3 separate regions of the Mus musculus genome follow, and all the other regions are linked to region 3. Evidence: chromatin loops called from intact Hi-C (ENCODE). Cell type or tissue: heart. All regions are shown on one strand. Region 1 overlaps Arhgef7 (Rho guanine nucleotide exchange factor (GEF7)). Region 2 overlaps Arhgef7 (Rho guanine nucleotide exchange factor (GEF7)). Region 3 has its middle 84 kb from the start of Tex29.

Region 1 (8,000 bases), 100 kb before region 3:
CCATGGAAGAGATAGCTATGAAGTCTGCTCTGCCATAGAAGTGCCTCGCTCGCCCCTTTGTAACAGCAGCTGCGGGGAGGGAGGCAGGTGCCTGCGCCTACTGCATCCAGCGTTCTGTGTCATACTCCAGTTTTACCTTAAAGGAAAGAGGCTGAGATGGTGGCTGGCCACCATCCATTTCTACTTTGCTGGGAGCTGGGATATGGGCCTCACAGAGTAGCCAGCAAGTCCCGTCTCTAGGAGTCTGTGCTTAGCCATGGGTTCCCTGCCTGCCCCCTCTGCTTTAACTTTGGGATTTTGTACTTTGCTGTTTCCCTTCCCTCTCTACCCTAGAATGGACAGCCCTGTCCTGACTCTGTGGAGCATGTGAGTCGGTCTGTCCTTCCTTTGCTCGGCACACGCCTTACTGCCATGTACACTGTGGGGTCTGGGTTTGTTAACAAAGGGGTTTTCGTCAGAGCTGAGGCCTGTAGGTGAGGGAAGATGGAACGTCCTCTTGGCTCTTGGCCTGTGTTTATGTTGGCATTGGCAGAGAAACATGGACAAACTGGTGATGGGGGTGAGAGGTGCTTGGTGGTGGCCGGCTGGTGTCATACAGTCTGTTAGTATGTTTATTATCGGTGTTTCCCTAGGATCTCAGTAAGAGCCCCAAGACCATGAAAAAGCTGCTGCCGAAGCGCAAGCCCGAGCGGAAGCCTTCGGACGAGGAGTTCGCTGTGCGCAAGAGTGAGTGCCCATGTGTGGGAGCATGGCACGTCGTGGGCTGCGGGAGTGCAGGGGAAGCAGGGCCCGCACCTCCACAAGCAGCTGGCTGAGTGGAGAGGGCAGTCTCTGCATCGGCTGCTCCTCCAGCCTCACTCCAGCCCACCTCTCCGAGGGGTTGTGGTTTCCTGGTGCCTTTCCTCCACCCAGCAGATCTATAATTTGAATTAGACCCAGATTCCTCTCATTCACACAGGGCTTGTCTGTTAGGAGAAGTGAAGGCTGGGCTTAGGAGTGCCTGGTGGCCCGATTGAATAAGCATTTACCATGTATCTTCCACGTGACTGACACGATGGGTGCTGGGACCCGAATGTTAGTCAGACCTTCAGTCCTGGCAGACATTTCATGCTGTGTTGTGCCCAGCTGTGAGACCAAGTCTGCAGCACTGGTCCTTGGGTGGATCTCCCCGGGAGCCAGGCATCTGTGTAAAAGCATCTCGCTTGTGCCTGGATCACTGGTGCTGTTGCTGAGAAGGGGTGCTGTGCAGCAGCCTGCTCACCTGCTCAGGGTTAGCACTGACAGCAGCAGCACCCCCTCCTGGGCACGGGTGGGCACTTGCTGAGGGGGTCTCAGCTGTCTGATTGGTGCAGGGTGGGCCTGCATTAGGGAGACATAGCCTGGAGGCAGGGTGAGTGGTAGTAGAGCTGTGGTTGTGATGCGAAAGCTGTGTGTGCTCAGCTCACAAGAGAGGCAGTCTAGTATTGCATCCTTACCCAGAAGACCCAGCGGGTTAGGGATGAGAGGATATGGCAGACCAAGGACAAGGGTTGAAGAGAAGGGTTGTGTTGCTGATCCCCACTCAACATGTGAGCCAGACAGATGCTCAGCAAGCCTTACTCACCTCTCAAGCTTCTGGAATGTACTGGTTAGCTTGGAAGGCTAGGACGCTCTGTGTCCATGGGTAGTCCACATCTGCAGCTGTGAGGAGAGCGACTGGCATAGCTGTGGACACAGCGAGCCTGCAGTTTGCTGCTGGCTTCAGTGGCTCTCTGCCCCTGTGTGGAATGCATGTGCTCACCCAGGCGTGAGCAGAGCAGCTGGTGACAGCAGCCAGCCAGCACCCTGAGGGAAGGATCTGCTGCTGCCCAGAGGGAATGAAACCTTTCCTGTAGTCTCCTGCAGCCTCTGAAGAGGCCAGGAGCTGCGGGAGCTGGCCTCATGACTTGTTGCAGGTGGTGAGCTGGGTGCTCTCAGGACTGCCGTCCTCTGTCTTGAAGTAAATACTTGGTTTGCCTTATATACATTTTACTTTCTGAAAATATTGCTGAGAACTGGACATGGTGGTGCATGCCTTTAGTCCTAGCACTCCAGAGAATGAGGCAGACATCTCCGTAAGATAAGAGGCCAGCCTGGCCACATAGCAAGTTCTAGAAATATCAAGGCTACACAGTGTGGCCTTGTGTGAAATAAACAAACCTATAAAAGTTACGGAGGCATAGTTATTTACAGCTGTGAGAGTATCAGCCTTCTGGTCTCCCATGGTTGGAGAGTAGTGAACTTAAAAAAGAAAAGAAAAAATACAGCTAAGTAACTTAGAACCAGAGAGAAAAATATAAAAAAACAAGTAGCTTTCTTCCACATGCCACCCTTTTCTGAGCACGGGCTAAGGGGCTGTGATTGGTCCCACTGCCTGACAGCTCCTTCTGGCCTCTGCCTGGAGATGAAACCTGTACCCAGGTGGCTAGGCTATATTTAAGGCAGAGCTTTGCAGCACTTCTGTTCTTGGCATGGTAAATTTGTTACATTAGTGTCTAAGAATTCTAGGGTCAGAGACAGTGCCCCTTTAAGGCCTGTGATCTGGTGCCTTTCCAGAAGTTTCACGTTATGGCTCTGCAGCTCTCCTACCCACACTGTGTCAAGGCCCAGCCGATGACACTTGGGGTGCTTAGCTCTGAGTCTCACTTCCTGTTCTCATGAGACTTGAGGTCTTTTGGCTACTCCTGTCTCCTGTAGGCCACATATTCCAGTCTTGTGCTGTCTGTCTGGTGTGTGTGAGTGGAGAGACTGAGGGACATAGGACTTTACAGAGCTGTGATGAGAATTTCAAACCTTATACTCTCTTAAGTGTAGCTATTTATAACTATTTAGAGAGCCTAAATGTTAGCTCACAAGAAAGTGACGGGTGGCATCTGAACTGCGCTGTGTAGCTCTGGGCTGTGTGCTGAGTGGTGATGGCTCATGTATTTCAACAGGCACAGCGGCGCTGGAAGAAGACGCTCAGATCCTGAAGGTTATCGAAGCTTATTGCACAAGTGCAAAGACGCGCCAGACCCTGAACTCAAGTGAGTGTCGCAGTTCACCCCGTGTGGGCACAGATTACAAGCAATTGCTGCACGGACTAGCTGCTCTTGAGAGGGAGGTTTCAGGCGCTTAGCAAGTAGTGTAGCAGTGTCCCACAGTACTGTGTTCTAGGGAGCATCCAGTGTGAGGGCCAGCATCCTTCAGGAAACTTGGACTGTGCAGCTGCATGCAGAAGGCAGTGGAAGTTTCTTAAATTTTGCTCCTTTTTTTGGTGTTACTGGGGTTTTTTTTTTTTTTTCTCCTTTTAAAAATTATCTAAAATTCAAATCTAGAGCCATCTTTCTATCACCTTTAAATTTTATTTTGTTTTTAGTATTTGTTAATAAACAATGGTAGTTTCTTTGGTGGACACCAGGTAGTTTCTCTAAACTCCTCACAGGTGAGAGTCTGCATGGTGGTAGCATCCAGGAGCACTGCCTGACTCAGAGGCCTCTGCCTTTGACCTGCAGGCAGGGGCCTGCGGTCCTCCCTCTGTTTGTTTTGGAGCTGGCTGGTTGGCATAGAAACTGGTTGCCGTTGGATCTTCTACCTTGTTCCCTTCTCCACCCCAGTTTTTGGAAAGACACCTCCACATTTTAACAGCACCTTCAGTGTGGCGGCTCAGATCACACCTTGCCAATCGGACAGGAGAAGTGGGAGGGACTTTTCAGCCATTTGAGCTTTGATTGAGGAGCCTGCAGCTTAGCCAGCAGGTTTGGCAGGCGCAGCCCCGGTAGCGTTTACAGGCAGAGAGGGGCCTCCTCTTCCACTTGCAGCTTTGCACTGCCTTCTGCTCATGGTGTCAAGGTCTTGCTGAGGTTCAGTGAGGTCTCTTTTTGTCCTTACCATCTCTAAGGGAAAACCGGTTATAGCTGCTGAGAGGAGTAGGAGAGACGTGGGGAAGGAAGCCTGGGCACCCTAGCAAGCTGTGGGATATATAATTGTGATGCTGAAGAGTGACTCATGAATGTAATTTTGATGATTAAACGTGATGTATTCTGATAGGTTGTAACCATAGCCAGCACTTTCATAGATTTTAGATGTGTGGTTTTAATTAGTCACCTCACTTCAAGTGCTTAAAGGGAAATGAGAGTCCCCAGCTTATAGTCCCAGGTGACCTTGGCTGCTCTGTGAACTCCCGCATGTGACAGTCCATACTTCCCTCTGGGTGAGGAACTGTGCCTGGGGTGAGCTGCGGCTGCCTGAGGAGGGCAGCCTGTGGTTTGTGCAGAGCCTTTGTTGCACTGCTCCGGACTCCATTCCTTCCACGCAGAAAGCATGGTCAGTGTGCCGACTGGTGCACTCAGTTGATGTTCTGTTTCCCAGCCAGCATCCTGGGGCCTCAGCTTACAGCCATACGTGGCTTCCTCTTAGCTCTCTGAGAAATGGGATAGATGCACAGTTTGTGCTGCACAGGTGATACGGTTGGTGAGCGCATTTGGGAACGGGCTCCTAGGGAGCACATTTCCACATTAAATGCCTAGCAGAACGTTTTGAGAATGCTAATATATCGTTACCTCAAGCTTCTCTCTGTTCACTACATGTGTGGATGCTAGCAGGACTTTGCAAGCTAAGCACAGTTGACGTTGCTTTCTGTCTCAAAGAAGGAATGGCCTTCAGACTTGGAGCACAGCCGCTTTGGTTGCCGAGGCTTCCCTGTGGTTTCTCCCCACAGGAGCCCCATACAGCCTTGCATGCCCACCTAGCTGCTGGCCAGCTCACGCTCACATTGCTAACCACGCATGCGGTTCCTTCTGCCCCGTTCCCTTGCCCCTGCTCCTGTCAACTCCCTTTCCACGTGGTGGCATTGCCAGTCTGTACTCACCTTTCTGATAGTAAAGGTTCCACATCAGGGGAAGTGACATAGGAACACACTCTGCCAGGGCTTATTTGGGCTGGGCAGCCAGGGACCACTCTTTCCCTTTGTTCACACGTAGACTTTGAGGCTGGGGCAGGTTGTAGACCGGCACGGTAAGTTTAGGCACCTTCTGCTTGTGTATGGTCTTGGCAGAGGAATAACTGCAGAGGTGAAACAAAGTAGGAGATAACGTTAAGGCCACGTAATTAATATCTTTCTACAGATTTTTGTCCTAAATAAATTGTCAATAGAATTGGTTAATTGCCAAGAATATAGAATCATGTTTTGGGCATGAATGAATGTGTGTAGCCTTTTTAGCTGGGACATACAGGTATCTTTAGATGCAGCCATTTGAAGGAGGACTGCGACTTTTGGGCTTAGGAAGAATTGGGTTTATTCTGAGGGTGGTGCTTAAGTTCATTAGGAAAGCCCAGCAGTAAGTAAGGAGAAGCAGACATGTTGCCATTTTTTTAACAATATTTTCTCTTTCCCTTCTCTTCCCATCACCTTTTGCTTTTGTTCCATGTTTTGGTTGTGGCTCTCCTGTCCGTCCCTCCTCACCCCTCTGCCTGTCGCACCTGTCACTTCATCCGTCTTAGCATGGCAAGGCACTGACCTGATGCATAATCACGTCTTGGCTGATGACGACCAATCAAGTCTAGACTCCTTGGGTCGTCGCAGTAGCCTTTCTCGTTTGGAGCCCTCAGACCTCTCGGAAGACTCTGAGTATGACAGTATATGGACAGCCCATAGTTACAGAATGGGTTCTGCATCCCGTAAGAGCTGCTGCTCATATATCTCTCACCAGAACTAACTAACGCACTGAGCCTTTCTTAACAATGCTTGTACTGCAGCCTGCTTTTCTTAGACGTTTCTTGCTGTTCCTTGTCTCTCTTATGTGATATTTTAACAACTCTGGAGAGTGTCTTGGTATTTCCCATTGTACCTAGTGGAGGCTTAATTGCCAATCTAAGACTGAATTTAAACTGCTGCCTGTTGGAGGGAGGTGGCAAGTCCAGTGAGTACCTGATGGGCTTTTCCCAACAGGGAGCTTTTTCTTACAAGCTCCATGTAGCAACTGTTTCCCTTCCTTTTGGATACAGCCGTATGGACACTTTTCTATTTTATGCAGCCACATAGGTTTGCTCCAAGTGCCACAACGGAGAAGACTAGCCTTACACACAGGGATCTAATTTTTTTTTTTTTTTAATATATAATGCACTTGACCAAGTTGCTGTGGAGAGATTGAGAGGATTGTCTATGACCGAAGCACTGAATCAGTTGACAGCTGCTCTGGTGACAGTGCAGAACACCGGGCTGATGCACACCAGGGCTGGTGCCACTGGGTGTTGAGAGCAGAGTCTGGAATCTGTGTCCACCCATTGCTCTGTGCCTTTTCCTGTGTGTGGCACGGCTGTGAGGTGAGAACTCTCACCGACACGGCTTAGACATTCACCACTGCACCATACTTCCCTGAACCACAGTGATGACTAGTGGGAGGTACCATTGGTGTGTGACTGTGCTTGGCTTGCCTGCAGCCTGGCTGTCCCACAGCCACAGGATGCTGTGAGAGCCATGAGCACCTTGTGGCAGTGAAGTTATTTCCCGAAGCCCTGTACTCAGCACAGCACAGTCTGGAAGTCTGAGCATGTTCCCGCAGGGTGACCTGGGAGACGAGCCCTCCTGGCGTTTGTTGTAAGGGGTTTGCACTGGCCCTGAGAAGAACTGAATGCGAGGCTGCCTCAGTTAGAGCAGACAGCCACAGCTAGCTGCTCGAGAAACTACACTGACCTGGGTACGGTGGTGTTACAATGTATCAGAGCGGACAGCCACCCGATAGCTCCTCCAGGGGCAGCACAGGCCTGGGTGTTGTGGTGTTACAGTGTAACCTTAGGGTTGTTTTTTAAGTGTTTTTGGACACCTGCTTTAGAAACGGTGCCACAGTGTCCATAGGGAATAATGTTCTTTCCATCCTTCAGGGCATGGAGCTCTGGTGGCCATGACCTCTGACCCCTAGTCCTTGTTGCCAAGCTAGTGGATACAGTATTTTGACCCCTTTGCTCCCTCTCCTGGGAGCTGGTCCTGCTGCTGCGAGTAGAGGAGCACACACGCTGTGCATGAAGGGGGTTGACCTGGAGCTGCAGGGCAGCACAGCTGCTCACACTGAGTCTGTCTGTCTGTCCCCAGTAGCTGTGCAGCAGCTTTGCCCCTGAAGAGTTTGTATTTTTATATGAAAGTCAAGGAGCAAGCCTTTCAAACTTGCACCCAGTATTAATTTCCAATAGGAATAAGGTTGTATGGATTCAGCCAAATAGCAAATGGGAATTTTGAAAAACAAAACAAACACAAACCGTCTGTATTTAGTGATGAGGCGGCTCTGTTGTCCCCCCACATGGTGGTTGTCGTTGCCTCAGTATGGGCTGCCTGTCCTCAGCTGTGTGCTGCAACAGTGAGGCACAGCTGCTGTACTCGGGTTTTCTCATCACACCGACTGGAGTGGCACTGCTGGCTCAAGGAGCTGTCGCTGTGGTCGGCGCTGCTGAGCTGGTTCTGACAGTTTGCCCTTGCTCATTTGTCCCAGTCAAGAGCCATTTGGGTGACAATTTCTGTTGAGGCCCACACTGTGGAACAACAGCTCAACCTTTTTGCGTTTGTTTTGAATGTCTGACATTAGTTTTGTGACCTGGTTAGAAATTTGTTAGTGCCACAGGCACAGGAGATGGTCCTCATGTAGCAGAGGGGACACAGCGTTGGAGGGGCCATCGTTTCTACATTTGTGGAACTGTAGTCATGCTGATAGCACCTAACATTTCTGCAGCTCTGTAAAGCCCTGTATGCAGTGAGTGTTAAACGGAAGATGCAGACTGATGGAGAAGGTAGGTCCAAGCCATCTCGGGCCTTCTGTAGGTGGCCCAACAGTGTTCCTGTCTAACTGATACTCGTCAGAAGTCTTTATTAAGCTACACTAACTCGGTGTTTGGCGTAAGATTGCCAAAACACAATAATATGTATATAGTGGTATAAGATCTTGGGGAAATTATATATTGTGCTCTTTATCTGTGAATGGGAAAAGCCATTTTAGTACAAGACTCCCATTTGA
Region 2 (8,000 bases), 170 kb before region 3:
AAAAAGGCAGACTGTCACCCATTTCTTGTCTTCCTCAGATGTACTGCAAAAAGATGAAATTCTTTTCTTGTCACTTAAAGGACAATCACAAACATGCTTTATAAAAAAGAAAACAAAAATGAAATGAAACACCCAGGGTGTTAAGACTTCAGTGACCCTAATGGCAGAGACTCTGTGACTCTGGGTTCAGTGACCCCAGTGGCAGGGACTCTGTGACTTTGGGTTCAGTGACCCCAATAGCAGGGACTCTGTGACTCTGGGTTTTCTAATTCCTTGCTTTCATAGACATTATAGGAGGCTCTAGTGAAGCTATTAACATTTAAAATCTCTGAATGGGTAATAGGCCACATCTGGAGTTTGGCTTTTGTCACTCATTAGGTGTCAAAGAATAAGTCCCATTACAAAGCTCCCATTCCCACATGCTCGTCTTTATGGATGGCCACTCAGCACACACATGGAGAGAACAGTCAGGAAGAGTTGGTGGTGGACAACACTTCATTCTAGCAAAGTGGTAAAATCCACAGATGAAAACCAATCTGGGTCTGCCACCAAGTCTGAGACCTGAGTTTGATTCCTGGGACCCACATGGGTGAGAGAAGAGAACTGACTGCTACACTTTTCCTTTGGACTCCACACACACCATGGCACGCATGCCCCACACAGGTATGTGTAATTTAAAAACCACATTTCTCACTAATATGTAAATCCTCAAGGTGTTTTGCTTTTTATAGTTAACAATTATCAAAATCAATGTATGCTGCTTCCATTATTTTATATACTCATCATACAAGAAAAGAAAATAACAATTAGCCTGTGGTTTCATAATCAAATGTAGAGATGAAGAGATGAGTCTAATTATTTGTAGTGTTTACCTTCTCTGAAGTTATCTCGAATGCTGAACTGCAACATTGTCCTTGGGGGAAATACAGGGCTAGGAAACCAAAAGACCCTGGTCATATTTTTATTTTGCATGTACTTGTAGATGTGAGCATGTGTGCACATGGCTGGTCACAAAATTCTGCCAACGAGTGAATACATGACCTTATTTTATGGGCATTTTTGGAGAATGTATGCTATAAATGTTATGTATTTACTTACAATAAGCCATCATCTCAAGTACAGTACTGTGTAATCTACCATGGCTGTAGTGGTTTATCACATATGCACATATACAGAATGTTCATAATCAGACAGTAATTGCAGCCCACACACACATACTGGGCGCTGTATATAGTAGGAATGCAAAAAAAAGTCTTAAGAAAAGTACTCTGCAAAGGTCACATGGTTGGCTTCATGAAAATGTTAAAATTGCCCCGTAGGGGGCGCTAGCTGCAAGTTGAATGTACTTTGAACTCTGACCTTGGGGAGACTGGAATTAGTTCGGTAGAAGGGGAAGATGTGGGTAAAGATGGCTGTCCCTTAGAAGACTGGCTTTTTTTTTTTTTTTTTTTTTTTTTTTTTAAATAGACTTAAAGTGGCTTAAAGCTTGAAGCATTGCTTAGTCTCGTCTGTTTGGCTTGTCACCTCCAGTCTTTGACTCAAGGGACAAACGCAGTGGAAGCAAGGCTGCATTCAAGTATGAGCTCCCAGTCTTCCTGTCTTAGGATTTTTTCCCCCCAAGGCAGACTTGGATTGTTATTTTAGCTGCTGTGGGGATACTTTGTGTTGTCTTGCTGACAGTATTTATTCCAGTGCCATGTTCGATCATTTCTAGGACTTGGTCAGTGGTTTCTACTGCCCTTCCAGGCCAAATTTCCTCTAGTTTTCCTTCTTGTTTCCACTCTCCACTCATTTGCTGTGCAGTAGTCATTATGGTTTTGATGTTATTACTTATATTTTCTGTCATACTTTCAGAGTCGTTAAGGCAACTTGGCCAAACCCTTTCTGATAGTTACTGCTGATAGCCAGCTTGCTGCCGCCTGAGGTTGTGCCAACATAGCTGACATTGCACATGGGATGGGTTTCCAATAGTCTCACATGGTAGTTTCCTTGCTGGCCTTTGAGTGTTAAAAGCTTTACTAAACAGTTTGTCTAGGCAGTGTGCCTTAAAAGCTTGTACTGTGCCCTAAGGGGGTTGAATGAGAGTGGAACAGGTACATTAAATTAATAACACCCAGAAAGTAAGGTTTTGTCCTGGAAGTGTTTATGGACTGGGATGAAGCAGTTGTGGATCAATCCCAGAGCATTCTGGATGCCATCCATACATGTATTGTCATCTCCTGTGACTGGCATGCAGTTGAAGTTTTTGGTCCTAAGTGGACCTGGGGTTTGTTTTTTTTTTTTAATCCCATTAGGGGCAGCTTATATTTAAAATTTGCCCTTGGTATTGGCACACAATAGCAAGGTTGCACGGTCTCGGAAGCCTTTGCTCAGGAGTCTGAGAAGCTGTTTTCATAAGGCAGTTTTGTTTTCCGACATTCATGGAAAACACGCTGTCTCAGCAGCACTGGAAACCTGTTCTTTAGCACAGCCCTAGCTATAGAGAACAAAGTCTTTCCTAAACTCTTTATCCGTACAGCCACTCTGAACTGTAAGTTGATACGTTCATGATGTATCAGTCTTTTAATGACCAGCTGAGGAAACTGCATGTTTCAGACTCGAAATGCTGTCTAATCCTTTTTTTTTTTAAACTGGTCATCTCATAAATCTACATTTTGCTGCTTTTCCATCTTCTCCACAGCTTTATGGGGCATTCAGTGTTGCCCTAGCAATTTTCCGGAGCAGCCTGGTCTAGATAAATCTTTTTTCTTGTGGATATATTGTACTGTTCACTCACAGTCAACAGCACTATAACTCATGCCCCAAAGAAGCTTAAGAATGAAATAAAAATCTTTCCTGATGTATCAGGGTCTTCCTTACATTGTCCCAGCCTCAGATTCTGCTCCTGTTTCTCTTAGTGTCTGGTACGGTCGGGTGCATATCGTAACATGTGGCAAGTGTAGCAGGATGCCTCACGGACTGCATTGGGTGGTAGGTCAGACCTTCCCTCGCTGCTCATGGTGAAGGCTAGCAACAGGAGCCTTCTCTGAAGCCTTAGCCACAGTGGCCGGCGACTCTGGTTAATCAATCACAAAGCACATGGGCTGTGTTTGGGAATAGGAATCAGGGCATTTTTCATGACGACCCGCAGAATTTATGCTGTTCATTAAGCTATTGTAAGTGCACTTTGCAGGAACCTAGGTGAGAAAGAAGGGAAGTTCTCTCGAATCTCTTTGGGGCTGTTCGTGCTGCAGAGGCAGAGTTCTGTGCATTCGTGAGGTGCTGCCAGCAGAATGCCGGTCAGGAGGCGGGGATGGGAGCCCCGAGCAGGGCCTGGAGGGGTGGGCGTGGGGCTGGAGCGGAGGTCTGTAGGAGGCAGGGCCTGAGCAAGGCCAGGAAGTGGAGTGCCTTTGGAGGGACGCCGGCTATGGAGGAGGCGGGTGCGCACGATACCGGAGCAGGGCCCGAAGGAGACGGAGCGCGTGGTGAGGGGAGCCGGGAGGGGAAGGAGGAGAGCGCAGACCGGGGTGAAGCGGGGCTGGGGAGTAGACTGCCGCAGCCCAAGACGCAGCAGCCGCGGGAAGGGGCAGCGGGGGCGCGGTTTGACGCCGTCACTTCCGGTCCCGGGCGCGCTTCCGGGTGCGGGCAGGGGCGGAGATTGGTGCAGCCCCTAGGAAGGGGAGCGGATGAAGCGTCCAGCCCGCTCAGCGCCGCTGTGTGTTGCAGGTCTACCCGGAGCCGCGGAACGAGAGCGAGTGCCTGAGCAACATCCGCGAGTTCCTGCGCGCCTGCGGGGCGTCCCTGCGCCTAGAGGTGGGTGAGCGCGGGGCCGGGCCGGGCTGGGCAGGCCGGGCGGGCGGGGGCGGGGGAGGTCGGGTCGGGCTCCGGGGAGGTAGGGCCGGGATGGAGGGTGGTCGGGGGTCGGATCGGGGTCGCGTGAGCTGACGCTGTCCCGAGCGACCGCTCCTCACCGCCGGCTCCGTGGAGCGGGGCTACCTGTACCGGGAAGAAGCCTCTCGACGTCCCCTCGGCTGGCGCGTGGACCCCACGCCTTGTTCTGGTTCCACGCGAACCACTGGTTCTCAAGCTCCTGTGCAGGTGGCACGTTGGTAGTCCCTGTTGCTCGGGGGACATCTGTCCAATCCTGAAAACCGCCCTTTGGGAATCCCTAGCATCACATCCAGGTCTGACCCAGCCCTCAGCAGGTGGTCAGGCAAGGTCCTAGCTGCAGTGTAGAGGGCCAAACCCCTCTTGGTCTCACATCCTCATATGCTGCTTCTGCAGGCCCGAAATTCGGCGGCGTGGCTGGATCCTCCATCCATAATTGCTTACGTTAGAAAACTCCCGAGCCTGAGTCTGGGGTTTGTAAAACCTGCTTCTGGGGACACCTCCGCGGGATTGTCTTTTCCATGGTGCTTGATGAACACCCTTTGTGGTCCTTCTGTGTCAGTTCCCCAGGGATGTCGCTGTTTCCTTGCTTTTGTTATTCGTGGGGCATTGTTGTAGATGTAGAAAAGTGGCTTTGCTTTTTGGGGACTTTCAGGTAGATAAGCTTTGCTGTCGCTTCTGAGGTTTGCAATTTCACCCCGTGAAGGGTTGGTAAAATCACACACACTCCAGTCCTGTGGTGACCCAGTGCGGTTTTCCTTACCTGGTAGGACAGTCTTTGACTGCGTGTTTCTTGAGATGAAGTGTAGAAGTCATCCAGTCACGTTTGGAAAGTGTATTTAATTGAAATTGGACAGACAGTGGTTTATAGTGATTCAAGTGTTACCGTCCTTTTTGTTAATTTATTTGATGTCTTTGAGGAAATTGCTGCAGATAATTGGATTGTGGTTGGGCGATTTCAGAAAGCCTCACAGCTCTTTAAAAATCAGGTATTTGGCTTCTCTTGGTGGCACCAGCCTTGCCGTTTTAGAGACTGGAGATTTACTTTGTCTGACCTTTGTCGTAGGGTTCTATCCTCATATGCCTGGGTTTTGTTTATGTTACAGTATTTTTTCAGACTCACCCTACACATTAACATAACCAGTGTAAACTGTTATAATAAGAAATTGCTTTAAAGAAACGTGAAAGTCGCCCCTTCTTTCCAGCTTTGTAAAAGTTGCAGAGGCTGTTGCTGTTTCATATAGCAGTGATGTTTATGGCTCTGAGTTTGTCCAGAGATGCTGTCAGAGCCCAACATGGGCCTGTCCCAGGCACTTAGAGCAGCCCTGAACACAAGCAAATCCTGGCTAAGGATTGGTTACTGAGAGGATGAGTCTGAAGTTGCACTTGTGATAGCAAATAGGTTTCCTCTTGGAGGGAAAAAAAAGACCATTTGTGTCTTTTTTTGTGTGTGTTGATTTTAAAGAGTAAATATCTCTTCCAGTTACTTAAAAATATGGTAGAGGAAAATATAATATTTTTCTCAAGGTATACCATACTTAAATCTCCAGTTTGTTTAGCCATCACGTTTTAGGAATTTCCTATAGAAAGGAATGGCTTTAACTCATCTTAGTCTGTAACTGTGTGAGGGGAGAGGCCTATTCAGGGAAAGACCTAATCTTCTGCAGCCAGAAGCCCCGAGGGCAGAGCCTTGGACCTTTGAGCAATACTAGGACTGACACATTTAATATCCAACCAATTCTCAAAAGATGGGAGACTGAGAACATTTTAATATTAAATGGGAAACAAAACAACCTAAATTCCAACGTAGCTTTTGTTTTTAGTATTTAATACCAAGGGGCTTTTCCCAGGGCATTGTTTCAGACTGAATTGTGTTAGTAAGAAAGACTGTCTAGTAGCTTACTCTACTTTAGCTCCTAATGATTTCTTTAAAGAAAAAAATGTACCATCACAGTATTGGTCTTTTTTTTTTTTTTTTTTTGGTTTTTGGAGACAGGGTTTCTCTGTGTAGGTCTGGCTGTCCTGGAACTCACTCTGTAGACCAGGCTGGCCTCGAACTCAGAAATTCACCTGCTTCTGCCTCCCAAGTGCTGGGATTAAAGGCACGTGCCACCACACCCGGCCGTATCAGTCATTTTTAAGCTTCTATTGCCCGTTCATGTGTGTGCGCCAGTGTGCCACAGCACTAGCTCAGAGGTCAGAGAAACTGATGGTGTCTCCTTGACCTGGTGAGTTCCAGGGATGAAGTTTTTTAGCCCTAATGGCAGTGGCCTTTACCTGCTGAGCCATCTTGCTGGCCTCTTTATTTTCTTTTTACAGCTTATTTTTCCACCAACTGCTGTCCTTAAAATATTTGGAGTAGGCGCCAGGGAGATGGTTTATTCAGTAAAGTGCTTGCTGCGTAAGTGTGAGGTCCAGAGAAAAAGCCAAGCGAGGTGCACAGGATCTTACTGATGTGGCTCAGAGATTGCAGGGTTCCCTGGGCCTTGCCACCTAGAGAGTAGAGCCAATCTGGCAGGCTTCACATGCATGAGTGCCCTCGTGTGTACATGTGTGTATGTGAACTTGCATACGTCAACATGCTCACACATACATACACACACACATGCACTTCTCTTTTCTGATTTGTGCAGAAACTGGACACAAGAACATCAGTGTCTTTCCATTTGTATCTAAAAACCAACCAGAACTGTGACGGTGGTGGTGCTGTTGGCAGTGGTGATGCGCTTGACGTTTGCAACCAGAAGTACCTCAGTGACCGAGAGACAAGTCACGGAGTCCTTTGTCTGTCTGCAGCTCCTCAGGTGGAATAGCTGCAGAGATGGAGAATTTTTTTCTTACTTGCTGTTGTTCTGTCCTCAAATTATATTAGATATATTTGTTGATAGTCACAGTATATTAACTGTCAAGATTTTCTTACCCAGTAATGATAATTAAGCACTTGAATGATTGACTAGTGAACTGCAGCTATCCAGAGCAGAGGCTGCCTTCCTAGAAAAAAACTGGTTTTTCTTGTCACTCCCATGACGCTTGTACTAGCTTTATTCAGTATCTAAAATTGGTGTTAGAGAGATGGCTCAGTAGTTAAAAGTACTCCCTGCTCTCCGGAGGAGCCTGGTTCAAGTGCTGGCACCTACATGGTGACTCACAAGCGTCTCTAACTCCAGTTCCAGATCCAGTGTCGATTCTGGCCTTTGCAGGCATGCACACCTGGTTCATAGACTTACATGCAGGCAAGGCACTATAAACATGCAATAGTAGTAAAACAAAACCCCTTAAATTAAGGCCACATGAATCCAGTTTCAGTGGCGTCTTACGAAGGTTGGCCCATGTCATGACAGACAGTATCAGGGATGTTAGCAGCAAAGATAGGAAATGCAGCAGTGAACTTTGATTTAGTTGTTCATCAGAGAAACATCCATTGTTCTAAGAGTGTTTAGTTGTATATTACATATTTGCAAATGTTATAATGTACACTTTCTATCATGAATTTTGAAAAGTTGGAATTTAGCACTATTATAAATGGCTGTATTTCAGGTCATTTTCTAAAGTCTAAGTTGAAATTATGAAGTGGGAGCCATGTTGGCTTGACCGTTCCTGGCAGAGTCCTCTGCCCAGATGGTACTGGCCTTCCAAGGCAAGAGAGAACTAGGTTATAAGCAAGAGGGACTGACAGAGCAGCATGGCACCACGGCTCTCCTGCTGAAGCACTAGTGTTGCTTCCAGTACAGTATCTCTGCTCTGGGAAGGAAAATAAGACTCGGATGTGATTTCTCACGGTTGCTAAGATGGTTTCTGGGAGTCTGTCAAATGACGCAAACCACACTCTCTTTATTCCAGCCAATTCTGGCTTTGATACACGTGTGGGACCGGGAAGAGATTATGACCCAGGGCTGCAATCTTCCCTCTTGTCGTCTCACACACCAGACAATAATATCAACACCATTTCTGCTTTAGTTAAAAACACTAATTAAAGTATTAACTGTCCAAAGGTCTCGGTGATTCAGAACAGAAATGTATTTTGCCCTTCCTCGTTCTTGGACATTTTTGGCTTGTACATTTGGTCTTTCAGTTCATTAGAGATTAAGATACTAACTGTCCGCATAACATTTGCTTCACAACCTAGTTTCTTA
Region 3 (8,000 bases):
TTGGTCACCTGTGTTGCACACCTGTGTTGGTCACCTGTGTTGGTCACCTGTGTTGCACACCTGTGTTGCACACCTGTGTTGCTCACCTGTGTTGGTCACCTGTGTTGCACACCTGTGTTGCATCCTGGGACCTCACTGCAGCCTGGGTTCTGAATACACAACACATACACACACACATACACACACACACACACACACACACACACACACACACACACACACACACTTGTTCTGCCATGACATCACCCTGACATCCATGCTGCCTGCAGCAGCTCAGGTCACGTTCATGACGACCGTATGCTGTGAGTATTGCTGCATGTTTGCGCTCTTCTGCTTCTGTATAAACATATGTTTAATTATGGGAAATAAAGGCAGCGATTTTCTAGTGATGTTCCTCAACCTGCGATTCTCATCAAGTCAGTTTATCCTTGGGCTGGATTGTGTTGGGCAAACAGAAAGACATTAATCTATCAGTATGCAAATTTGCTTTCATCTTCAATAAATGGCTAAATTACATGTATACCAAGGAACTGTCCTAATTGAGGTTTCTTACGGCATACTTTCAGGGACTGTTTGACTTGTGTGCCTCTTTTATACACCTGCATATCTGGGGTTGCACAGAAGTTTCTTGGGTGAAAAGGCACCGTGTGAACAGTGAAAGGCAAAGTGTGAACAGCCCTGGTTAGATCAAAGGCTCTGAGCATGTCAAGGCCGTGCATTTGTCTTTCTGTGTGTGCGTGTTGTGCATGTGTGTATGCACACTCATGCACATGTGCAAGTGCACATTACTAGGTAGCAGTCTCCTTGTCACATTGGGAAGAAAGGCATGTGGGTGCAGGTGATGAATCAGGCTGTGAGACCATTGGACAAATAGCCCTCCACAACAGATGTTTAGAAAGAGGCATACAGTGGTTTAAAAATAAACAGATTTTAGGCTCTCTTAACTCATCGATAAAATCAGTGGCAAGAGAGGATGGCTGGGCAGTGGTGGCCTTTAAGAGAAGATGTATGTAGCCAAACCCCAGCTCCCTAGGATGCCATGTGGGCTAGAGAAAGCCTGTGAGAGGGTTCGAAGGCTCTTGCACAATGAGCTGGACCAGCTGGGAAGAGCTACCCGAGACTGCCAAGTCCATCTGATCCAGATGAGCTGCAAGTGCTGAGGGCTCGGAGGATTGTGTTGTGTCTTTGCAAAGATGTGGCGGGGGGCCTTCTGTCTCTGCCAGAGGGAGGCAGCATCTCACTTCTGTCAGGCATGGCTTTGTATGGTTTCTAGATGCTGGTCATTTCCCATTAACATCCTTTTGATTCCCAGATAAAAATCACTCTGTTAATTCCAACAATATGTTTTTCTTTATGAGCTCATTGTAGTACATTTTAAAATTAGACAAGTAGAAAAATTTAATAATAAAAATCACCCAAGGGCTGGGGGCGTGGCTAAGAGGTGCAGTGCTGGCTAGCTGGGGGCGTGGCTAAGAGGTGCAGTGCTGGCTAGCTGGGGGCGTGGCTAAGAGGTGCAGTGCTGGCTAGCTGGGGGCGTGGCTAAGAGGTGCAGTGCTGGCGAGCGTCTGGGAGGTCCTAGGCTCTATCCCAGCACGAGAGGGAGAATATCACTGAGGATTCTCTCTGTCGCTGGTCTTTTTCTCTCTCAACATGATTATTTTTTCACATTTCAAGAAGAATCGTTTAAACGTGTCTTTGCTTTTGCATGAGAAAAATAAGAAAAGCCCCAAACTCATTCCAGTCCACAAGCAGATATTCGGTTTGGATTAGCCTTGGCTAGGACTTTTTAAACTGTCGGCTTCTCTTTGCCTGAAGTTATAGGGACACACAGACAATGACAAGTGCTACTGAGAGGAGAGGGGCAAACTGCCTCTGCCTGTGCGCCCACACTGTCCCTGGTTGGGAGTGACATTCATGCTCTCCCTTGGTCTGGAGAGGCTGAGTGTCTTTCTCCACCTGTTTCCCCTTTACCTTTATTTTTTGAGATAGCATCAAACCCAGGCTGGCCTCAAATTCTCATTCCCCTGCCTCCTGAGTTCTAGGATTGAGGGAGTGTCACCATGCTTGGTCTGCAGCACCATCCTGTCACTGGTGTGTGGTGTGCTTATTGAGGGTACACATATTGTGTGAAAGCTTGCCTTTATCCTCGCCCTGTGAGTAACTTTACTTATGCTGCACTGGAAGGTCACAGGCTCCTCAGATGGCAGATCTTATCATTTGGAGCAGGATTGAATGCTACCATAGCAGGCCACCTGTCTGACCTTCTGGGGCTTGTAGCCAGTTCCTGTGGACATAATAGGCTGTGTGTGGTAACAGTGGTCTGTCTGGCCTTGGTTGGATATGTTCTGTCACTTCATGGGCCCTCCAGGGTAAAAGGACAAAGCCATTCGTGGTCCATAACTGCATCTAAACATTTGTCCTCCCACACACAGGTAAAGGTAGTCTTCACTTCTCACTAAGAATGTTACTCTTCGCACCAGACAGAGACCATTATAGAAAATCACAGCTGGCATTTCCAAGACTGAGGCGTGAAGGACTGTTCTACCTCCCTGGCTAACCCCTTCTTCACAGGAGTTCTGTCTGTCTGTGGATCATCAAGGCTACACATGTGGGGCCTCTCTCAGCCTGTCCCCCACTGGTGCATGTGGACCCAGCAGGGACCTACTTATCCCAGAAAGGATGTAGAGCAGGGGTCCCCAAGGCACTTGGTGGGAGACAGTTATCTGGAAGGTCTCCGGGGATGATGGATTCATGCTGACAGCCCTAGACAACAGCACATCTGGTAAACCTAAGGTAGCCAGCTCGGGTGCTATGCACCACTGGCCACAGCTGACAGAACAAGGCTGGCTCCTTTGTATGTTCCAACCCTGCCTCTAGCTCCCACTTCCCTCTTCCTGAGAGTCTCAGTCATGGAAAGTGAGCATGCATGTGCTAAGTCAAACACTCCTTCAGGGAGCTCAGGGCTTCCTACAGCTGCTCACAGCAGCTTTCAGTAAACACAGCGACAGAGCAGGTGGGAAGAGCAGGTGCCAGCCAGAAGATGGCAGCACCCTCAGAGGGCGCAGCTTCTCCCCTTGGCACTCCCAGCTCTATCTCCCCAGAGAATCTTTGCCCTAGCTTGTTTGACAGCTAAAGTGATAGATAGAGAGGAAGCAAATGGAAGGTGGTAAGTTCACAGCAAACAACGCGTGCAGAAGCATCGCCCCGAGCAGCTCTATCACCTTCTTTATTGCGGGGAACAGCATCATTTGGACACGTTCCTCCTGGAAGCCCATGCTCTGCTGAAGGCACCAGAAGATGGCGTGTGTGTGTGTGTGTGTGTGTGTGTGTGTGTGTGTGTGTGTGTGTGTGCACATCACAGGGACAATTGTAGTAAGAGCAAAGGAATGAGCCAGAAAAGCTAGTAGAGATTTTAGCATCTGGCCAGTTTTAGGGAAGGAGAAACTGTACATGCCATACCATTGATGGGCGTAGGTGGCATCAATGAACTGTGCTGGTGCCAATGGCCCCATTCCCTACCATTGCACGCTGACAAACAGGAGTAGAGAGAGCTTCCAGGCTCATGCCACCCCACACATGGGCTCACCCAAGAGCCTCAACTCTGTGTGTCTGAAATGTCGAGGAAGGTGATCTGGCAGCGGAGTCTAGATGTCTCCCTCTTCCTAGGGTGCTCTAGCTGGACCCCTAGAGAGTCAGGTCCCAGGGCTTGCAGTCAGGCAGCAGGGGAGGTGTAGTTTTTTGTTTTTGTTTTTGTTTTTGTTTTTGCAGTGAGTATCTCTTCCGTGGTCCAGGAACGGGGCTTCAGAGGCCATGTAGGTAATATGGAGACTCACGTGATCTTTGAGCAGGGAGACGGAAGGGGCCCAGGTCATCTGCTGTGTTTCTTCACTCAGCCTCTTGGTGTCTTGGCAGGGAGGTTCGTGCCATGTTCTCGTCCTCTTAAAAACCTGATGGGAACACGTGCTCTGAATACTTCTGCATAAGGACCCCCAGCCCGTGGTTCTCAGTGTTTGTAACTCCTACATGAGTAGATTTTCAGAGTGTGGGAGGAGCTTCCTTTTCCTGTGATCCAGCTGAGATCGAACTAGAGCGCCCCCTGCTGTCTTGATTCAGTCTCTACATGGTTAACACTGTGATCTGTTTGGCACCATCTTGCTATCAAGACCTTGCTTGAGCCTGAATAACTCTGGCACGCTGACACGCTCGTGTTTTGAATCCCCTGTTCCCCGCTTGTGGTGCTGCTGTGAATCTTAGGAGAAACCTAGCAGATGGAAGGCGGACCTTTGAAAGTTGTGGATGCTGGCCGTCTGCTCTCTGCCTCTGTCCATCGTTTTGTGAGATTTCCCCCCCCCACACACCCCGATGCTCCCACCTCTGTGACTGACTGCAATCTCCCTGAGACCGTGAGCCAAAATACAGCTTCTTATTCAAGCAGTTTCTATCCAGTGTCTTGGACATAGTGACATAAAAGGAGCTAACACACATTTCCCATATTTTTTGTGGGGTTGAATTTTTTAAAAAAAATATGCATTTAAATTTTTTTGCCTGCATGTGTGTGTACCATGGGTATGCAGCCCAATGGAGGCCAGAAGAGGGCATCATGTCCCCTGCAACTGTAGTCACAGATGGTTGAGAGCCTTCATGTGGGTGCTTGGAACCTCTTCAAAATCAAGTGTGCTTAACCACTGGGAAATTGCCACAGTTTTTTTTTTTTAAGTGGGAATTTCATGGCTTTAAAATGTCCTTTGTTTACCTCATGTTGCTATGCACCTGTGCTTTATAATGCGCCAAGCCTGAGAAGGCTGTAGTGCCTCACAGAGAAGCACATGTGCTTGGTTCTGTCCTGAGTTACTGAGTTTTGGCAGCGAGCTTAAAGTTAATGAATGCCAACATCTGATGCTGTCTTGCTCTTGGCTTATCAGACTCATGGGAACCTCTGCGTGGTCCAGTGATGTTCTGAGCTTTTGCTGCCCCAGGAAAAGAGTGAGGAGAGCCATGTCTTGTTCAGAATCCTCAGCATTTTCTGTACTACAGACATCTCTACCGTCTTCCCCAATTCTTCTGAAGCATTCAGGGTTGCAGCATTAGGAAGGGTGAGAGCCACTGCCTTAGGGTCTTCTCTCGTTTGACTGGCGTGAGCTAATATTGTAGTCAATGTCCTAGAAACCTTAATTCAATTGTGGCTAAAATTATAATTCTGTGACAAAGGTCACTGAAACAAAGGAAGCCACAGCTCTGAAGGACAGGTCTGGGTGCCAGCACCCTTACAGGAGGTAGTTCTGGGGTGACAGAGCCCTTGCTGAAGGAAGCAAGTCAGTCATTATATTCCAGGTGCTATAAAAACATTACAATTCCAAACTATCACTCCCATGTCTTATCCTGGCATTGTGTTTCTACACCTGAATTTGGCAAGAGTCTTTGATGTCATTTGGGTGTGCTGTGTCCACTAGAGGTTCAAGGCTAGAAGTTAGACTCTTGCGTAAAATGCAGAGCAGGTGAGAGAGTTGAGAAGTGGGCCGTACAGGGAGAGGGCTAGGTTGTGGGCAGGGCTAATGTCCATCCACGGGAAGGCAGTAGTCCTTGCAGGCCTGGGGTGGCTGGAACAGTGAAGTTGTTGTGGAGAAAGGTCAGGTCACAAGTTGGTCTCTTCTGGCCCACTGCTTGCTGCTTTTAGCATGCCAGCTATCCATTGGAAGCCATCTTTGTCTTGATGTAGCATGGAAGCCTCACCTAAGCTTGGACTGACTGCTCAGTCTCTAACTGTGAGTCAAAATAAACTGTTTTTCCTTATAGAGTGCCAACAGCTCATGTGTTTTGAGTCAAAAATGGACCCAAACTAGCTTGATCGAATAGCTCCAAGATGTAGATGTGTGAACAGCCGGGGCTCATTTCAGAAACTCATTTCTCCTTGGTTTTGTGGTTGGAAACAGTTCGTTTAAATGTAAGATCAGAGCTGTCAGCAGAGGTAGGCTTCTCTGATGGGCTTTGTAGTGGTTAGCTCTTGTGAGCCACCTTTGTGCTTCTCCCTTCTGCCTCAGTTCTCCCCACAGGGATGTGACCAGCATTCTGTCCTCCTTTATCTTTAGAGACCTGCCTGCAATATGCCCGTGTCTCGTCCAGATTTGTTTCTTTAAAACGTGCAAGTTGGGGATGGAGAGATGGCTTAGCAATTAAGAGCATTGGCTGTTCTTCCAAATGTCTGGGGTTCAGTTTTCAGCAGCCACATCAGTGCGGTCCTCTTCATCTGCTTCTTGGCCTTCCCCTCCTGCGGCTTTTCTTGTCTTCTTCTCTGCATTGAACAGTTCTGTTTGCCGGGCTCCTGTAGCACTGTGCCCGGCTCACCTGCCAGATCACTGCAGTCTGCTGATGGGGACCCTGCTTGAATGGCTGTGTATCTCCTCTGTTGCTCTGGGGGGGGTGGGGGTGGGACCCTTCCAAGAGCCCTGTGTGCAGGTTGTGTAGGAGGACACAGTGGGCTCCCAGTTGTATAGTTTGTGCCTGTTCACTGCTGCCCACAGCGTACCCTCTCCTGCTTCCTCCTTGGAGCTGTCTGAACTACTTTCCCTTTGTCTACTTCAAGCCTTGTGTCTGTCACCTACCTGCAGACCGGGCCAAGTTCTTCTCTCCTAGCTGTCCCCAGTGCTGCTGCTTGCCCAATTTCAAAGTGTCCCAGTGCTTCTGGATACTTTTATCTATTATGGTGTGTGTGTAGCCCAGGCTAGCCTCAAACCCACTATGACCTTGAATTGTTTATATTTCTGCTTTCATCTTCTAAGTGCTGGTATATTGGCATGTACCACCATTTCTGGTTTTATATGATTCTGGGAACTGAATCCTTGATTTTGTGTGTGTGTTAAACAAGCATTCTACCAATTCTCTCTCTCTCTCTCTCTCTCTCTCTCTCTCTCTCTCTCTCTCTCACACACACACACACACACATTCTTATTCATATTTTCTCTTTTTTATGTCTGTGTCTGTCTATCTGTCTGTCTGTCTGTCTGTCTCTGTCTCTGTCTCTCTCTCTCTCTCTCTCTCTCTCTCTCTCTCTCTCTCTCTCTCTCTCACACACACACACACACACACACATACACACTGCTCCAGACAATCTCTTTTTGCTGTCATGTTAGAATGGTGGGATTTGACCCTTGGAAAGTCTAGTATAGATGATAATATTTTCAGTGAGTTTGCAAATGTTGGGCTCATTACTGGTGGAAAGGAACCATTGAAGCGCTCAGCTTGAAGGGCTGAGGGGAGTAATGGAGATGAGCCTTTCCAAGCATGACAGTGAAGTGCAGTTATGAAGATGTGAGGAGGAGGAGGAGCAAAAGGAAACTGGAGGAAAGGTCTTACGTGCGACTCAAGAGGCTCAACCAAAGCTTCAAGGTGTCCTCAGCGAGGGACAAAGGTTTCATTCCCTCAGACTGGGTACAAATGAGGCCTGAGGGAGGATAGTGAAAGCCATCCCCCAGGCACTGCTCCTAGGGTGGGGAACCCCACACATCTACATGTGCTGGCAGAGGTGCTGTCCTAGTGGCGCCAAGGTTGGGGTTCTTACTGCGCTTGTTCAGTGGTTAGCAGGCAAACGTGCCTTTCTACAGAAGCGCCTGATCTGAATATGAGCCCTTTGTCTTATGCCTCCCTTCTGTGGACGGTGGCTTGCCATCCACCTGCATGGAGAAGAATGCCAGGCTTATGTTCCCCACAGCGCACTGAGTGGGGCTCAGACACAGGAGACAGTGACAAGGTAACTTGGGCACACATAGAGGTCCTGGTCTCCTGGGGTTTGAGGTAATGGATGCTCTCTCAGTCCTGGTCTCCTGGGGTCTGAGGTGATGTTCTCTCCTTTGAGAGGAGGAAGTGGCTGAGTGGCTTCTTCTCCATGTGGCACTGGAGGTCTGGCTGTTCCTTGGTGGACCCATGTGCCCAAGCTGATGCATGTCGTGGCGAGTGGGTGGCAAGGACAGGGGCGTGTCATTTTCTGTCTGGCTGTTACTTTTTAA

The links. A loop is a pair of places that touch in the nucleus more often than their neighbours do. Peaks named below come from ENCODE experiments on the same cell type or tissue, not always from the same donor. Only the 100,000 strongest peaks of a DNase experiment are listed, where the experiment ranks them.
Region 1: a loop joins it to region 3, with 4 times the contacts of the local background. A loop is called at or near these places in 6 of 42 quality-filtered maps.
Region 2: it touches region 3 in a loop (8-fold over the local background); 18 of 42 quality-filtered maps call a loop at or near these places.

Annotation. Positions count from the first base shown.
Region 1 is chr8:11,819,006-11,827,005 of GRCm38, forward strand. It overlaps Arhgef7 (Rho guanine nucleotide exchange factor (GEF7)), which reads left to right. Exons shown (of 22, transcript NM_001372321.1): 17 at 633-726; 18 at 2,955-3,044; 19 at 5,500-5,676. Among named protein-coding and RNA genes, the nearest start is that of Tex29, 18 kb to the right of the region's middle. In heart, a CTCF peak has its summit at 4,256 (motif pointing right); DNase peaks (open chromatin) are centred at 1,796, 3,006 and 3,736; H3K27ac peaks cover 3,830 bases.
Region 2 is chr8:11,754,726-11,762,725 of GRCm38, forward strand. Arhgef7 (Rho guanine nucleotide exchange factor (GEF7)) reads left to right here. Exons shown (of 22, transcript NM_001372321.1): 2 at 3,706-3,792. Among named protein-coding and RNA genes, the nearest start is that of Arhgef7, 31 kb to the left of the region's middle. In heart, CTCF peaks have their summits at 1,320 (motif pointing right) and 4,437; DNase peaks (open chromatin) are centred at 3,606 and 4,236; H3K4me3 peaks cover 2,070 bases; H3K27ac peaks cover 1,724 bases.
Region 3 is chr8:11,920,281-11,928,280 of GRCm38, forward strand. No RefSeq gene overlaps it. Among named protein-coding and RNA genes, the nearest start is that of Tex29, 84 kb to the left of the region's middle. In heart, CTCF peaks have their summits at 3,032 (motif pointing right) and 4,096 (motif pointing left); a DNase peak (open chromatin) is centred at 4,111; H3K27me3 peaks cover 744 bases.